Regions from separate parts of the Homo sapiens genome. Here region 2 is linked to region 1. Evidence: read pairs that join two places in POLR2A ChIA-PET (ENCODE). Cell type or tissue: A673. All regions are shown on one strand. Each heading gives the region's core, and the rest is flanking DNA. Links, peaks and the distances in the headings are about the cores only.

Region 1 (2,823 bases), core at 22-2,521:
GGAACATGTGCTGGAGACCAACATTTGGCAGCCTGGGTCCCACTTGGAGTGACTTTCTGCCACTCCCTTTCCTCCCACAGAGACATTTCCCTGCATTTGGTCACTGAAAAGCAGTGCCGGACAGGCTTGTTCTAAAAGCTGATTCCTAACCCTACTGGCTCATATGAATGAGGGGCAAAAAATCCATACCCAAATTCAGAGCCCAGGTTAGTCGATTGAGACAAAATTTATTTTCAGGCCGGGTGCGGTGGCTCATGCCTGTAATCCCAGCACTTTGGCAGGCAGAGGCGGGAGGATCACCTGAGGTCGAGAGTTCGAGACCAGCCTGACCTTCATGGAGAAACCCCATCTCTACTAAAAATACAAAATTAGCCGGGCATGGTGGCACATGCCTGTAATCCCAGGTACTCGGGAGGCTGAGGCAGGAGAATCGCTTGAACCCAGGAGGTGGAGGTTGTGGTAAGCCCAGATCACGCCGGTGTACTCCAGCCTGGACAACAAGAGTGAAACTCTGTCTAAAAAACAAAAAAGTTATTTTCATCCCTCCCTTGTCACCAACATGACTGAGGCCATATGTAGTCACATCAACAATGGGCAGTTTCCTAGAGAAAATTTCTCTTTGTATTATCTATCCAATTAATAATTTTTATGAGAATCCTACCTAACAGTTGAAAAAAACTGAGCATCCTAAATGCGAGGATCTAATTTGGTAGGACAGATGAGAAGTTATAAGTAGAGGTTACATACTTTCCCCACATACACATAGAAGTTAGTGGCAGAACTGGTACTAGGACACAATTGCTTGAGTATCTAGGCCCAGTTTTATTCTACTACACAAAGTAATAAGGGCTATGTTTTTGTTTTTTTGCATTTTAAATTTGAGGTATAATTACGTAAAGTACACGAACATTAACGTGTAGACTTAATTTCGACAAATGTTTACACCAATATAATCAACGCTCCAATCAAAACACAGGATGTTTCCATCTCCCAGAGGGTGCTCCTGTGCCTCTTTCTAACTCAACCGCCTGCTCCCCATCCCCCACCACATCAGGCAATAACCACTCATCTGACATCTATCCCTTTTGATTCATTTTGGGTCCCCAGTTTTAAGAAATAAAAATTGAATTCAAACAACTTTGCCTGAAGCCCTTAAATCTTTACAGAATTTTCCTACCACTTTTGGACCATAGGTATAAAGATTTGTTTTGGATTCATCTGGATGGTGTTACAGCAAGTCAGTCTCAGCCCCAGTACAGACACGTTTAAGTTTAAAAGGATTCACATTTATAGGATGTGAAGGTCAACAATTCTTCAATATGGGGTATTAAAAAAACTACTCTTTCTGGAAAATAAATGTACTTTGTCTAAAATATCTGCCTCCTTGGCTGTTTCTGTATTCAACCATTCCTTCGGGATAGCCGCCTATGGGAAGAGCTGCTTGAGCTCTTGAAAGTAAGCACTTAGATACTAAGTATTTTTCCAGTTGGAAGCTGTCTCCTGGTTTCAATAGCTTTTCTGCTGCGGTGGGACTCATTTTAACAGCTCCTCTGGCTTTCCCAGACACCATCTCAGGAGGCAGTGGCAGTTGAAAAGATAACACTGTCCTAAGCCATTTAACTAGCCAGCAAGGGAAGTGGGTTTTAGGAGCTGGAAAATTTTGGCTAAGGCTTGCTCAGAACACTGTCTTAAATCCAAAAAGTCTTGCCAAGGTCCAGGTGGAGGCAGCTTTCCCCCAGCCACAGACACTACCAAATCAGACAGGGCTTGCATTTCTTCCGACCAGAGGCACTGGCAGCCAGGGTTGGTCATTATCTCCATAGCAGCCTTGTTTCCCCAGACAGTGAGCTCATGCTTGGCGCTGATCAACTCCATAAAACAAGGCGTTTAACCCTATGCAGAAATGACTACATGAAACCTATACAATTATTTAAATCAAGCCAAGTTTTGAAAATTATGAAGAAAATACAAATTATGCAACACAGTCATAACATTAGAACCCACTTATGGGCACAGAATAAACAGCAATGCTGAAAGTTTAAACTTCCCTGAAAGAGCCAAATTCCAGAAGACAGTAATTCTGCGGAATTCAGCTGCCTAAAGCAGCTTGTGAGGTTCCTCTTCCCTATGCAACATTGCCTCTACGTGTTTTCTGGTGTTAATGCAGTTTAAGATAGAGAAATCTTTTTCCACTAATTTTTATTTCATTTAAAAAATTTATTTAAAAAATATAATTAACATGGTTCAAAATTTTAAAAGGGTAAAACCAAACACAGCATATTCTCACTCATAGGTGGGAACTGAACAATGAGAACACATGGACACAGGAAGGGGAACATCACACTCTGGGGCCTGTTGTGGGGTGGGGGGAGGGGGGAGGGATAGCATTGGGAGATATACCTAATGCTAGATGACGAGTTAGTGGGTGCAGCGCACCAGCATGGCACATGTATACATATGTAACTAACCTGCACAATGTGCACATGTACCCTAAAACTTAAAGTATAATAATTAAAAAAAAAATTTTTTTTAAAAGGTATTCAGTAAAAAGTCTCCCTCCCACTCCTTGGACCCCAGCCATCCTTTTTCCTGTTCGATGACTGGTTTCTTGTAAGTCGATTCAGAGATACTTTAGTATATACAAGCTAAACAGTTACATATCTTTCATGCCTTTTTTTTTTTTGAAACGGAGTTTTGCTCTTGTTGCCCAGCCTGGAGTGCAATGGCCTGATCTTGGCTCACCACAACCTCCGCCTCTCGGGTTCAAGCGATTCTCCTGACAGCCTCCCGAGTAGCTGGGATTATAGGCATGCACCACTACGC
Region 2 (2,823 bases), core at 282-2,781, 170 kb before region 1:
AAGCTATACTTTACAGAAAAATGTCAACCAATAAATACAGAAGAACCACAGAATTAGAAAGACATCACTTCTCAAACTCTAATGACAGTAGTAGTTTAGGCAAGGGTTATTAAGTAATGCCAAAAAGCAATTTAAGAAGCTGGGTGTGCCAGAGGCATCTGAACCAGAGCAACTCCATCCTGAATAGCGACTGGGTAAAACAAGGCTGAAACCTGCTGGGATGCATTCCCAGGAGGTTAAGGCATTCTAAGTCACACGATAAGCTAGAAGGTTGGCAGAAGATACAGGTCATAAAGACCTTGCTGATAAAACAGTCTGCCGTAAAGAAGCTGGCTAAAACCCACCAAAACCAGCGCCATGACAGCTTACAAATGCCATGGCAACATCAGGAAGTTACTCTAAATGGTCTGAAAAGGGGAGGCATGAATAATCCACCCCTTGTTTAGCATATAATCAAGAAATAACCATAAAAATGGGCAACCAGCAGCCCTTGGGTCTGCTCTGTCTATGGAGTAGACATTCTTTATTCCTCTACTTTCTTAATAAACTTGTTTTTACTTTTCTGTATGGATTTCCCTCGAATTCTTTCTTGTTCGAGATCCAAGAACCCTCTCTTGGGGTCTGGGTCTGGATCCCCTTTCAGGTAACAGGTAGTCTCAGCTACCTCAGAAGCTCTCTTGAGCCCAGGAATTTGAGTCCAGACTGAACAACACAGTGAGACCTTCATCTCAAAAAAAAAAAAAAAAAAAAAAAAATTAAAAAGCAATTTAAGTTTTAACCATTAAGTATACTGCCACAGGGAATACTTTTCCAGTTCTAAAAGTTCCAAAGGAAAAAACAAGTATACAAGAGAGGGATCAGACTGTTATCACCCTGATTTAATAGTCACCACTATAGTTATCAACCAGATATTGTGTCTTCTGATGCTATTCAAACATCAGATGTCCATTGATAATGCATTCTGGCCAAAGTATTTCATTGGAACCCATCAAGCATTTAGATCTAACTTCTGATTTACAGAGAACTGAAGGAACAAAGGAACTAAAACAACGCCATGAGGGAATAACCAGACAAATCCAAGAGGTGAGACATGCTGCAGGATGTATGGCTTTGATCTTTTCAGCTATCTATGCCATTATAGAAAGGGGAGTGTGCTAGATTAAAAGAGACTCAAGGATGGAACAACTGGATAATATGTGTAGTATTGAACTCAACTGTGATTTGGACACACAAGCTATAACCATTTTGGAAAATTTGAGTATGATCTATATATAAGATAAAACATTTACTAAAATAAATGGGTAGAAATCATCCACTAAAAAGAGTAGGTTGAAAAGCGATGTGAGTAAATACAATTGCAGGCTGAGGAAAAAATACAAATATCTATACCTAGGTGTAGAAAAAAATCAGAGTGAGTTTTCACTAAAGGATTGACATGATAGTCTCTAGGTAGTTCAACTATTTTTTTTATTTTTAAGTGATTTTTAATTTAACTGTCTGCATTTTCTAATTTTCTATAAAGCTCTGCACTACTTTTGAAAACTTTTGCCTGTTTTCATCATAAAAACAGGCAAATGTTGTAGACAGTTCAGACAAGTAGATGCACATGACTCTGGATCTTAAACATGTAAAAAGATGCTTAATCTCATTAATAATGAGACAGCCATGTGGGAGGGGGTCCCTGGAGAATCTCCGGCCAGCCAGCAGACTAGGAGGCATGCGCACTGGGGTGGAGCCACAGAGGTTCCTGCTGTTTGCAGCGGGGAGGAGCCCGGCCCCTCTTCTTCCTGTGTGCAACCTGGGATTCAAAGCTGCAAGGCAGGAAGCACAGCAGCAGGAACTCTGGCCTTGCAGAGTCCCTGTTCCCCCTTTTTTCCCTTTTCACCCAATAAAACCCTGATTTACTCAAGCTTCAAATTGTCTGTGAGCCTAAATTATCATGGCTGTGGGACAAGGACTCCATCTTTAGCTAAACTATGGAAAAGTCCTTCATCAGTAAGAGATAAGAAAATTTTAAATTATACATACAAAACCCCCCAAAACCTCAATATCAAATTCCATGCAGTTACTATGAGGGAAAAAAAGATAGTAAGAATCAGAATAACATCCCTGTAGACAATGTAGGCACAAAAGGAACAAATCTTGTCCAAAGACTCAGAGCTTCCAATAACCTTTCTAGTGCCCCAAGCATAAATATGAGCCAAACCAACTAAGAATCAGTATAAATCCGAGAAAGCCTCTTACATAATAAAACCCTAAACAAGCATACAAGGTGAATAAAAAATCACCCTGGAAGAAACAAAGCCTGTATTTCCTCATTTTATGAGGCCTGCATTATCTGATACTAAAATCACACAAGGAAATTACCAAAAAACTACAGATCGATATCCCTCATAAACACAGATGCAAAAATCCTCGACAAAATACGGCTGTCCCTCCATATTTCTGGGGAAGTGGTTCCAAGATCTCCCCCACCCCACACCAAAACCCACAGATGTTCAAGTCCCTGATATAAAATGATGTCATATTTACATATAAACTATGTACATCCTCTTGCATACTTTAAGTCATCTCTAGATTACTTACAACACCCAATATAAGTGCTATATGAATAGTTGTTATACTGTATTGTTTAGGAAATAATGACAAGGAAAAAAGTTTGTACACATTCAGTACAGACATAACCACCCATTTGTTTTCCCAAATACTTTCTCTCTCTCTCTCTTTTTTTTGAGACGGAGTTTCGCTCTTTTTGCCCAGGCTGGAGTGCAATGGTGCGATCTCGGCTCACCGCAACCTCTGCCTCCCGTGTTCAAGCTATTC

Evidence for each region. ChIA-PET counts read pairs that join two places held together with the same protein. Peaks named below come from ENCODE experiments on the same cell type or tissue, not always from the same donor. Only the 100,000 strongest peaks of a DNase experiment are listed, where the experiment ranks them.
Region 2: POLR2A ChIA-PET joins it to region 1 with 10 read pairs; 2 of 35 experiments call an interaction of 5 or more read pairs at or near these places.

What each region holds. Positions count from the first base shown.
Region 1 is chr16:75,589,529-75,592,351 of GRCh38, forward strand. No RefSeq gene overlaps it. Among named protein-coding and RNA genes, the nearest start is that of GABARAPL2, 25 kb to the left of the region's middle. In A673, for the core only: no CTCF peak of the experiment used is centred there; no DNase peak of the experiment used is centred there; H3K27ac peaks cover 561 bases.
Region 2 is chr16:75,419,382-75,422,204 of GRCh38, forward strand. The region is part of intron 1 of CFDP1 (craniofacial development protein 1); the gene reads right to left. Among named protein-coding and RNA genes, the nearest start is that of CFDP1, 13 kb to the right of the region's middle. In A673, for the core only: no CTCF peak of the experiment used is centred there; a DNase peak (open chromatin) is centred at 1,740; H3K4me3 peaks cover 1,391 bases; H3K27ac peaks cover 1,816 bases.